2 separate regions of the Homo sapiens genome follow, and region 2 is linked to region 1. A link is a contact called in ENCODE Hi-C or POLR2A ChIA-PET data. All regions are on one chromosome and are shown on one strand. Each heading gives the region's core, a stretch centred on a gene start or an enhancer-like site at or near the end of the contact. The rest is flanking DNA. Distances are from core to core; before and after follow the strand shown.

The links. Hi-C counts contacts between places; a loop is a spot of excess contacts on that map. ChIA-PET counts read pairs that join two places held with the same protein, here RNA polymerase II (POLR2A). Pooled maps may share reads with other maps.
Region 2: a loop to region 1 is called in a map of CD4-positive, alpha-beta memory T cell, with 4 times the contacts of the local background. The contact joins two enhancer-like sites. A Hi-C loop is called at or near these places in 8 of 168 maps with a recorded cell type or tissue (CD4-positive, alpha-beta memory T cell, CD8-positive, alpha-beta T cell, MCF 10A and 4 more), 14 of 37 single-sample maps with no recorded cell type and 20 of 50 pooled maps. POLR2A ChIA-PET finds 5 or more read pairs at or near these places in 1 of 52 experiments (naive thymus-derived CD8-positive, alpha-beta T cell).

What each region holds. Positions count from the first base shown.
Region 1 is chr4:165,130,018-165,136,020 of GRCh38, reverse strand. No RefSeq gene overlaps it. Among named protein-coding and RNA genes, the nearest start is that of TMEM192, 20 kb to the right of the region's middle. Within about 2 kb of position 2,645, at least 2 of the 41 ENCODE cell types and tissues checked have a DNase peak (open chromatin) inside an H3K27ac peak, as active enhancers do.
Region 2 is chr4:165,251,803-165,257,805 of GRCh38, reverse strand. The region is part of intron 4 of KLHL2 (kelch like family member 2); the gene reads right to left. It also overlaps the pseudogene RNU4-87P. Among named protein-coding and RNA genes, the nearest start is that of GK3, 25 kb to the left of the region's middle. Within about 2 kb of position 2,230, at least 6 of the 41 ENCODE cell types and tissues checked have a DNase peak (open chromatin) inside an H3K27ac peak, as active enhancers do.

The DNA of each region.
Region 1 (6,003 bases), core at 1,396-3,895:
TTCCTCCATCAGTCATATGGCTTTCACTCACACAACTACACTGGATTGCTTTTGTCAACTTCAGTGGCACCTCCTTGTTGCTAAATACAATAGATGTGGCTCGGTTCTTCTAATTAAATTTCAGCAGCTGTGAACAGTGTAGACCAATCATTCCTGAAACTCTTTTTTACCTGGACTCAACTGACCTTACCTTGATTTCCTTGACAGCACAGTTATCTGTTGCTGCTTTTATTCTATGTTCATTTTTTAAATATAATTTTTAATTTTTTGAAATAGAGATGGGGTCTCACTATGTTGCCCGGCCTGGTCTCAAACTCCTGGGCTTATGCAATTCTACTGCCTTGGCCTCCCAAAGTGCTGGAATTACATGTGGGAGCCACCACACCCAGCCTTCATGTCCATTTTTAAAATATTGCCATTCCTAAGGGTTTATCCTCGGCCCTCTTTCGTTTTGGCTCTAAACATCCTCTCTTGTCATCTCATCCTTTCTTTCTTTTTTTTTGAGACAGAGTTTCACTCTTGTTACCCAGGCTGGAGTGCAATGGTGCAATCTTGGCTCACTGCAACCTCCACCTCTTGGGTTCAAGCAATCCTCCTGCCTCAGCCTCCCAAGTAGCTGGGATTACAGGTGCCCGCCATCATGGCCAGATAATTTTTTTGTATATGTAGTAGGATGGTGTTTCACCATGTTGGCCAGGCTGGTCTCGAACTCCTGACCTCAGGTGATCCACCCACCTTGGTCTCCCAAAGTGCTGGGATTACAGGCATGAGCCACCGTGCCTGGCCCATCTGATCGTTTCTAATGGTTTTAGTTGACATCTATAGGCTGATGCCTGCCTAACCTAAATCTCTAGCCCAGATCACTCTTCCTGAGCTCCAGAAGCATATATCCAATGGCTTACTATTCATCTCTTCTTGATTTTCTCACCAGTAACCAAATTCAACAGGTCCAAAACTGAAGTCATTTCCACCCTTCTCAAAACTATTCGTCTTCTTTTGATCTCTTTCTTCATGACTGACACCATCAATGGCTCCAGTCAGATACCTGAATATCCTTTTACCTCCCTTTTACCCATCCCTCCCCCATCCAACCAATGGTACTCATCCCAGTAGGTCAGCCACCACTGTCTCGCATTTGCACTTTGGCCATAGACTTCTATCTGATTTCCCTGAACACACTGTTGTATTTCCTGCCACACCCCACCCATAGCCTACTACCCCATGCACACACATGCAAAGTCTACTCATCAGAGTAAATCCAGAGAGATCTTTCTATATTAAATTTATTCACTTCAGGCCAGGTGTGGTGGCTCATGCCTGTAATTACAGCACTTTGGGAGGCTGAGGCAGAAGGATTACTTGAGGTCAGGAGTTCGAGACCAGTCTGGCCAACATGGCAAAACCCCGTCTCTACTAAAAATACAAAAATTAGCTGGACATGGTGGTGCATGCCTGTAATCCCAGTTACTTGGGAGGCTGAGGCAGGAGAAGCACTTGAACCTAGGGGGTGGAGGTTGCAGTGAGCTGAGATCACATCATTGCACTCCAGCCTGGGTGACAGAGAGCCAGACTCCAACTGAAAAAAAATAGAAATTAAAAATAAATAAATAAATAAATTCACTTCAGTGACTACCCATCACTTATAGGATAAAATCTCAGGTTACAACTTGACAAGGCCCTTCCTGACTACACACTTACCTCTCAAAATTCATTTCTTATCTCTCCTCAACCTTCCTTTCAAACCTTCCTCCTTCACTCCTTTTGTCTTGTTGCCTTCCTAGTTATACACAATCTCACTCACCCTGGCATGGAAATCAAACATGTATTTGTTGAAGTTAGACTAACTGACTGTTCTGTCACACACTTATATGTGAGACCTATGTAACTTCTCTGAGCCTCAGTTTCTTATCTGTAAAATAAGAATAGTAATAGCATCTACTTCATAAAGAATAAACTGAAATAGTCTGGGTGTGGTGTCTCACGCCTGCAATACCAGCACTTTGGGAGGCCGGGGTGGGTGGATCCCTTGAGGTCAGAAGTTTCAGACCAGACTGGACAACATGGTGAAACCCCATCTCTACTAAAAATACTAAACAAAGTTAACCGAGTGTGGTGGTGCGCACCTGTAATCCCAGTTACTTGGGTGGCTGAGGTATGGAAATCACTTGAACCTGGGAAGTGAAGGCTGCAGTGAGCCAAGATCGTGCCACTGCACTCCAGCCTGTGTGATGAAGTAAGAGTGAGACTCTGTTTCAAAAAAAAAAAAAAAAAAAAGCTAAAATGAGGTCTTTAGGGTGTGTCCTAACCCAATATAACTGGCATCCTTATAAGAAGAGAGTGTTTGTGCCCAGACATTTGCAAACACAGATCATGTGAAGACAGAAGACGCCATCTGTAAACCAAGAAAAGAATAAGAAGAAATCAACTCTGCCATCCCCTTGATCTCAAACTTCCAACTTTTAGAACTGTAGAAAAATCCATTTCTGTTGTGTAAGCCACCCAGTCTTTGGTAGTTTCTAATGGCAACCCTAGCAAATGAACATACCAATACACTAGAAGATGTCTAGCATGATGCCTCGCAAACAAGAGGAACTCAAAAATCCTTGATTCATGAAACTGAATCATCCCATGTTCCTCCAATACCATGAGGAAATGTCCTAACGAATTGGAGCAACACTAACTAACTAAGCCTTCCTTCCCCAACTAAAGATACTGCAGAAATGTGAGATTAAACCAAAATCTAAATATAGACACCATGTTTCAAATGCTTGCAAATCATTTCCCTTTCCTTCCCCTTTTAGAAACAGATGGCAGGAAATCTTAAAAGTTGTTTCATAAATAGCTGAAGCAAAATTAGAATATTTACAATACCTATATTCTAAGGGACTTTGTTTCTGGTTGATTTCATCACTGTTATTGAGTTAATAGGAGTAGGTACTTGAAAAGGTCATCTGAATTGCTAGGGATATCTGTAACCAGGCGTTAGATACCCTCAAGTTTGTCAGGTGCCCAAATTTAGCATGAAAATAGTGGAGGAGAAGGAAATATTCCGATAATCAGACAGACTCTCTTGAGGAAACAAGTTTCACTCCCTCCTTAACCTTCTGTTGATAGGCTGAAGAAAACCTAAAGCAGAGAACCAAATGAAATGATTCCTTCACAGTGTAGGTAGGAATTGAGCACAGAATTCTCAGATGTAGCAGTGAAAGGTAGCTCAGAAAATTATTTATTTTCCATATTGGCGAAGCTTAAAATGTTATAGTACTACAAAAACAAATAAAGCAATAACTTTCATTTCAAAAAAAAAAAGAGAAATTATTCTCCTATCTCTATTATGCTGTTATGTAAGCATGTAAAGGTCATTTAATCTCTTTCCTTGGAGCAAAAAACGAAACTCCCTAAAATCTGCAGACTCACTGAATATGATATCTGCTGAAAAATTAGATGAACTGACTCAAACTCTGCAATGAAACAGTTTTATTGTTGCCTCCCATTTAGTTTAAAATTTCCAGTGATCTAACATTTCTATAAAGGCAATATTAAAGGAAATGGTTTTAAAAAGCGTGAACATATAACATCAATTTTTTTGACAACACAGCAATCTTATTTGAGTTTCCCAATCTTGTAATTTTAAAATAATTTCAGAAAACAGAAAAACTATTTCCCACCAGAAACACCTGCTTTCTTGTTGTTGTTGTTGTTTTTGAAACAAAGTCTCACTCTGTTGCCCAGGCTGGAGTGCAATGGCACAATCTCAGCTCACTGCAACCTCCACCTCCCAGGTTCAGGCAATTCTCCTGCGTCAGCCTACCGAGTAGCTGGGATTACAGGCGCCCACCACCATGCCCGGCTAATTTTTGTATTTTTTGGCAGAGACGGGATTTCGCCATTTGGCCGGGCTGATCTCGAACTCCTGACCTCAAGTGATCCACCTGCCTTGGCCTCCCAAAGTGTTGGGATTACAGGCGTGAGCCATTGCTTAATGAGATAACCTTTATAAAGCAGCAGCATAATATCTGATATATGGTGGGCATGTAGGTATTTAATAAATATTAATATCCTTTCCCTGCTCTCCTTCTTGAGAAAGAGAAAATAAAGGCACCTAGAATGTCTCTTTTCAAATTCACAGTTAAAGAATTTTGGTTATGCAATGTGGCTTCATTCTCCTATTCCCTGCCTAAAGAGGACTGTATACAGGTATACAGCAAAAGCTTCATGTTGCACTCAAAGATCTGGCATTAGGGAGGAGAAGGAGGAGGAGGACGACGACGATGATGATGATAGTTGAGGTATATTAGTCGAGGTCTCATATTTTAAATTCAGTCTTTGGATGTTTAGATATATCAACCTCCTAGCACAATACCTGAAACATACTAAGTGCTATTCAAATAATACCTCACTTCGCTTCTTTCGTATCCGCTATAAAGCCTTTTCCAATATGTCACTAAAAGGAAACATGAACATCTATCTCCAAGTGTTTAGCCAGAAACACTAAATATTTGTCCTATTTGATGAGAAAAGGTGACAGTCTGCTGTCTCCCTCTGACAAATAGCTAAAGCAAAAAAAGAGAAACAGCGCTACCCAGTGGGAAGTCTGAGAACTGCACCTCTGAATGCAAACATGGTTTGGGGGACCTCACAATCAAGCTGTTCAGCTAGCATGAGGTAAGTCAGCTCCTAAGGCTTCTAGATAGTTTGCAGCCCCCAAAAGCATAGGGACGGGCATTGCATCCTGCCCAAACCTCATTGCTTACTCTAGGAAGCAGCTGCTAGAGTGGTGCAGGGGATGTGGTGTGGAGCAGAGGAGAAGGAAGGGGCAAAGAGATGGAGAAAGTTTCATGCCACAGAATACTTTCTCCTAGGGACATCTCTGAGCTTGCTTGAAATAAACATTTTGATAATCTACTTGGGGAAAAGGGTATAGGTCGTCCAGGGCCTGCTCAGGTAACAAAAGATAAGCATTAGCCAGACATGGTAGCACACGCCTGTATTCCCAACTACTCGGGAGGCTGAGGTGGGAAGATCGCTTGAACCCAGGAGTTCAAGACCACACTGGGCAACACAGTGAGACTCCCTATAAAAAATTTAAAAATCAGCCATGCATGGTGGTGCATGCCTGTAGTCCCAGCTACTCAGGAGACTGAGGTAGAAAGATGACTTGAGCCCAAGAAGTCAAGATTGCAGTGAGCCAAGATCACTGAAGTCTGGGCAACAGAGTGAGACACTCTCTGTCTCTCTCTCAGAAATAAAAAAAATTAATAAATAAAAAAAGTTAAGCCACCAGGAAAGGCCCAAGTTCTCAGAAAATCCTACAGAATCTACAAATACCTGGTGTAAACTGTTTCCTGTGGAAATTAGGGAAGGGAGAAGGGCGAGAAGATCACAGCTACCATCTTGGTTCCTTCTGAAAGCCTCACCTTCATAGCTGCCCCTCTCTTCCTGTCCTGTGAGGTGGCAGGTGACAGTAATGAGTGACACACTACTTCTTCAGGCTCTCTGACTAACCCCAGCTTCAACACTTCCCTGTTTCTATGTTCCATAACTATGTTATTGACCAAAGGCCCTCAAATTCAAGACATCTGACTGTCCAGAGGCACAGAAGCAGAGCTGTAAGACAGGTGTGAGAATTATCCTCCCAAAATTAGAAAAACAAAAAACTAAAAGAGAGAGGATTATCTTGGGGAAAAATGAATTGAAGCATCGTTATATGATTTGCCAAAACAACACTCTGAATTTAGCATTGGTGCCATCTGAGCCTCTGCCAAGGAAAAACATCTAATCAGAGCGATTGAGCAAGGTGCTTTTTGCCTGCTATGATGCTGCTGAACTTAATCAAAAAGCACTTATCAAGTATTTAATTACATGCAGTGCTGTGGTGGATACCCACAGAGAGAACTGTGTTTGCCCGACCTCTTCTCTTCTGTGGTTTACAATATGCAGAAGTGGGAGGGTTGGAGACAGGAAGGAAGGTAAAATTTCATGAGTTCCTAGAGTAAGGGATTT
Region 2 (6,003 bases), core at 981-3,480, 120 kb before region 1:
GTCTGTTACCCCCTGCCACATCCTCAGGTCTCAGAATGTGTACCTCATAAATGAATCAACCTGAACATAATTTTATGACTCCCATGTGTATTTCTATTTTGAGATACAATTGTGCATGTCCTTTGAGACAAAATTACAAGCTCTGTTTCTAGGAATGTATATGTACCAGACACTTCTTGTAGCCTACCACAAATCTTCTCAGCCTTACTTCTTGCCCAACCCACCACTGCAGCAACCAGGCCCAAGCAGGCTTTGACCACCTTTCTGAAGATGTAACGTAACAGGGCCTCACCCCAGCCCCTGGCCATACCTCTCTCTGGCTTCCTATCCTAGGCCTTCAGTGATGCACTGGGCTCATACCCACACAGTCTGGAAGCATGCAGGAAATAATGCTGTGGGACCACCCTTGACTAGTGGAGAATGCATCAAAGGAAGAGAAATACTTCCCCCTGGTATTCTCCTAGAAGACAGTTCTGAGACATATTTTATAAGGCTTTCAAAGGTCCCGTCACATGTAGCTATGGCCAGATCTGTACTGCACCTATGAACCGGTTTTCCCTCCTTTCCAGCTCAAGTCCTCCATTCACTCACTGTGGCTCCTTGGGATCACTTCCCAAATAAATGAACTGCACATAAGCCTTGCTTGCAGAAGGACCCCAAGCTGTTATATTACACAATGGAACAAACTGCGAATGTGAATATACTTAGCTAAAGAACTATTAATTATAGTGCTGTTTAAATTATAAAAAATTGAGAAGAACTTAAATGTCCAATAACAAGAGAAAAATAAAGTCAATTCTATAATATCAATGAAATTGAATATTTTTCAGCTCTTAAAAGAGATACAGTAGACAAATATTTAATGACTTGGAAAAATGTTTCTAATACATTTAGTATAAAAAGCTAGTTTCTAAAAGAATCTACAGTATGACCCCTTTTTTGGGTAAACACATGTGTACATAACAACAAACAGTATTAGAGGGCTATACCACAATTGTTAATATGTTTTATCTCTGGTTAGGTGTGATATGAACATTTCCTATTTATTTTTACATATTTGTTAAATTTTATGTATTTGTTAAGTGGTGCATTTTCTATGTACCATTTAAATGGTCAAATATTATTTAAAAGAAAGTCAGGGAGAAGCAAGTAAAGAAATTTCTTTCTGGATCTCTACAATGCTAGCAAATATAACAAGGGTTAAGGGGAGCTATATATGGACTGTGGCTTCTCCGGGAAATATTACCCACCACTCACTAGAGATTGCCTCACTTTGGCGTGTTGAAAGGCCTTTGGAGTCTGAAAGGCCTTTGATCATCAAGCCAGTGTTTTGTAGAACAGTAACCAGGCTCTACACGTTACTCTTCCTGTTCGGTGAACAGCAACAGTTTTAAGTGTTTGGAGAAACATGAAGTAGAAGGACATAGCACCTGATTAAATAAATCTAACTTAAAATGTTGTCATTTTGAAAAACGGGGAAAAAAAAGCTTTTTTATTTGTACATGTTGATTTCCAACCAATGGAGACAAATAAAAGGCTGCACATTTTTTACCGTGGAGATGCTTTCTGCAATAAACAAAGAAACGGAGGGGAGAAGCCACCACTGATCAGAGAAGACACTGTAGAGCATGAGAAATGGAAGACACCCAAGCCAAACAATTAGCATCTGTGTGACACTCTCACACCAGCTGCACATTGTAAAGATGCTTTCATCCTACTTCACATTGTTTGACAAGCCAAATTACATAGAAGATGTTTCGCTTAGACAAGTATACTCCTTCTGCTTGGCTATTAGGATCTGTAGTTTATTTTCAGCTTGCATATTTATTCCATAGGGGGAAATAATTTATGTAGTATGTCTTTTAAATCCTGAGCCATTAGCAGTTTGCTTATTAGGAAGAGACTACCAAAGGGTCCGATTGCTCCACATATATATAACTTCTAAATATCTAAGAAAACATGCAAGCATGAAAAGACAGCTTTTGTTGTTGCTGTTGTTTTTGACTCAGCTAGCCATAGCTATCCTGCAAGGTGGAGCTTGGGGAGGAGTGTGGGGAGAAGGTAGGCAAGGGTGATGTGTTTAGAAGATGAAACGCTTAGTGACAAGAAAGGCAGATCTGGGTGGAGAGTCATGGTTGGATGCACATAGCAGAGGGCTGGGTTTTGCGGCCAAGGAGTAGGGTTTTGAGATGTAGAAGTATGAATAAGGAGATGGCAGAGTGCCAAGGACAAACATTTCCTATGTCAAAACTCTGCACCGGGCCAGCCCCCTACATCCCAGAAAGAGGAAGGAAACTTTCTTCCTCCTCCTTTCCTGTACCCCACATGCAACCTCGCCTGCCTCCTCCCAACACTCCACCCCTAGGAATAGGTATGTCCCACAGAGTTTAAAAAAAACAAAAACAACCTCCCCCTCCCCACAAAAAAACTGTCTGATTAGCTCATATTAATGGCTAATAACACAAGATCTTCCAGAATAAATCCCTTCTAGGGGTTTTTAACATTTTAAGAGAGGTTGACTCTTAAGCAGAATACAACTGCAATTGGTGGCATTTCCAATGTTATAATTAATGAAGTAGAAAAGCAAAGGTAGTATGGAGAGGAGAAATTTGGGGGCAAAGCAGCCTCAGGCAGACTGAAAGCCATCTCTCCTACACTATCCTTTTTCCAGTTGCTACTTCTACTACTTTTAACCCAAGGTTTCTCTTAAAAGTCCAACTTATTTGAGAGTGGCTCAAATGGATAATGAAGACACCACCTACCTTTCAGGGTTATTGAAAAATTAAATGTCAGTCAACGATTTAACACAATGCATGGCAATGACCATGTAGCACATCAGCTCTGACTCAGCGCTTTTTTTCTTGGATTGAACATTCTACCTCATGAGAATTGAACACCAAGATTTACTCTCTCCCGCATAAGATGATGTTTTATCCCAGATCATTCACAATATAGGTAGCTTCCTTTTTTGATCAAATATTCTCAACATAAAAGATGTAATCAGGGAAAATTTGCAAAAGAAGAAACATAGCATACAAAAATGATAAATGTATTTGATGCCTCATTAGTTATCAAGCGAATATAGAACCATGAGAGTGCATTTTATAACTACAATACAAAATGTTTTTACTTTTCTTTCTAGCACCTCCCAATTCAAACAACAAAATGTTTCCAGACAATATATATTCAAACTAAAGTACAGTAAGCCTTGGCCCTTAGCATATCTTTGCTGTCACTGTAAACTAATCAACTGTCTTAGAAAACAAATAAGGAACATTGATCAATAGATACCAAAAAATATAAACGTTTAAAACATTTGACCCTAAAATTATGTTTCTGAAAATCTACCTTGAGAAAAAAGTCCAAAAAATGGAATAAGATACGTAAATGACTTTTACTTTAGCATTACTTAGTAGAAAAAAAACCAGAACCAACTAAAGATCTAACAATATGGCAACAATTAAGTAAAATATGATAAATCCACATGATGAAATGTTATAATCAGTAATAATAAAGACTAATAATGGCTTTAAAAATAACTAACATTTCTAAAGTATTTGCTATAACAAACAATCCTATTATAAAATTAAATGGACTTGGCACACAGCTTTAACCTATCATCATATTAGAACAACTTAATGGACAACAAGCTCCTCTGATCTCAGGAAACTTAAATAATAAAACAATGTTGACACAAACAGAACGAACTACTGAACACTTCCACACCAAGTATTTTTAACACATAGTGGACAGAGTAAAGAAAGTGTTCTACTGGCTTTTTTAATGACAGCTTGGCTCCTGCCCTTGCATCCTTCACTCCTACAGCTTGCAGCACTGGATCTGGATCTGGATCCCATCCCGTCTCTAGTCAGAGGAGACACATATCCATTAACATGCTAAACTGTAATAAACCCTTACAATGCAATACTCATCAATAAACAGGGACGACTACTGAAATACACAACAGCATAGATGACTCTCACAAATATGTTATGAGGAAGAAGTCAGCCTTAAAAGAAATACATTCTGTATGATTCTATTTATATGAAGTTCAAGAACAGGGAAAACTAACCTATTATAATAGAAATCACATCAATGGTTGCCTGGAAAGGGAGTGGGAGATTTATTGGGAAGAGACCTGAGGTTATAAATGCTCAATACCTTGATTTGGGTGTGGATTAATAGATGTGTACATTTGTTATAACTTAGCAAACTGTACAGTTAAGATCTACAGTATGTAAATTATATCCCACTAGGGGAAAAACAATCAAGTACAGTGAACCCTCCATGGGATTCAACCAACCTCAGATCAAAAATATTCAGGAAAAATAGTGCATCTGTACTGATTATATACAAACTTTTTTTCCTGTCATTATGCCCTAAACCATACCATATTAATGATTATTTGCACAGCATTTACATTGTATTAGGTATTGTACACAAACTAGAGATGATTTAAAGTATACAGGAGGGGCCAAGCATAGTGCCTCACATCTGTAATCCCAGCACTTTGGGAGGCCGAGGCGGTTGGATCACCTGAGATCAGGAGTTCGAGACCAGCCTGGCCAACATGGTGAAACCTGTCTCTACTAAAAATACAAAAAGTAGTCAGGCATGGTGGTGGGTGCCTGTAATCCCAACTACTCAGGAGGCTGGGGCAAGAGAATCGCCTGAACCCAGGAGGAGGCAGAGGTTGCAGTGAGCCGAGATCGCACCACTGCATTCCAGCCTGGGCAACAGAGCGAGACTCCGTCTCAAAAAAATAAAAAATAAAAAAGTATACAGGAGGATGTGCATGTGTTATATGCCAATATTAATACTATGCCACTTTAAGTCAGGGACCAGAGCATGCTTAGATTTTGGTACCCAAGGGAAGTCATGGAACCAAACTCCCACAGATACTGAGGGACAGCTGTACTTTAAATCCATACTAATAGATTAACCAGAGGTCAACGGACAGCATTTATAAGCCATGAAATAAATTTTCAAATAGAAAATAATAATCCTACCTGATAGAATCCAAAATAAGAGGCAACCCCGCAAAAATGCATTTACATGACCAAATTGCTACACTAGCATTGATAAACTTATTTTAAAACAGTAGCTTGTGCATCCATGTCAGTGATATAGCTATATTCTATTTTCGCAAGAAATAAAGTTTTCAATTAGCAATAATCATGCCTCAGATAAACCTCATTGGCTATGATACTGCCATTGTACAAAGCTAGAAATAAAGTTTTCATAAATTATATAGCCTAAGAAAAGGCATAATACACTTAAGCCAGATTATCAGAAGCACATTAATTTTACTAACCTAACAATGAGATTAAGACATTAAGGTCCAAGAGGTAATAATATTTTTAAGACTATATGTCAATAATGCTAGGGTTTATAAAACCTTTGGCTGGTGTCAAACCAAACATGCCAGAACCACATATAATTTAACAACTCTAGACTGTGACCACCTGGACTGGATTGGAGAGGCGTACCCTGAACACTGGCAACTAGCCTGATACAAATGTGCTATCCCACACACAGGCTCCATACCTAAACAACATCACAAACAAGAAAAAAAAAATCCACTTTGAACTGGATATATTTCTAGTAAGGACTTTGATTTGTTTCTATTTGTCTTGTTCGAGTTCAAATTACAAAGATGCTGTTATAAGATGCTAAATCATAATCAGGATGGAGTCATTTTTTTGTTCATCAAGATAAATGCCTTTTATGTACCACATGAAACTACTTAAAACGTGACTCTCAAAATGATTCAGCCATGGAGACATCTTCAAGGACCATATATTTTAATAATACAAAGCCACAAGTAACTCAATTACTAACGCTTCTAGAGTACCTAGCCTTGCTCCGAACAATAAATTTTTTAAAAACCACTTTGGGGCCGGGCGCGGTGGCTCACGCCTGTAATCCCAGCACTTTGGGAGGCCGAGGCGGGCGGATCACGAGGTCAGGAGATCGAGACCATCCCGGCTAAAACGGTGAAAC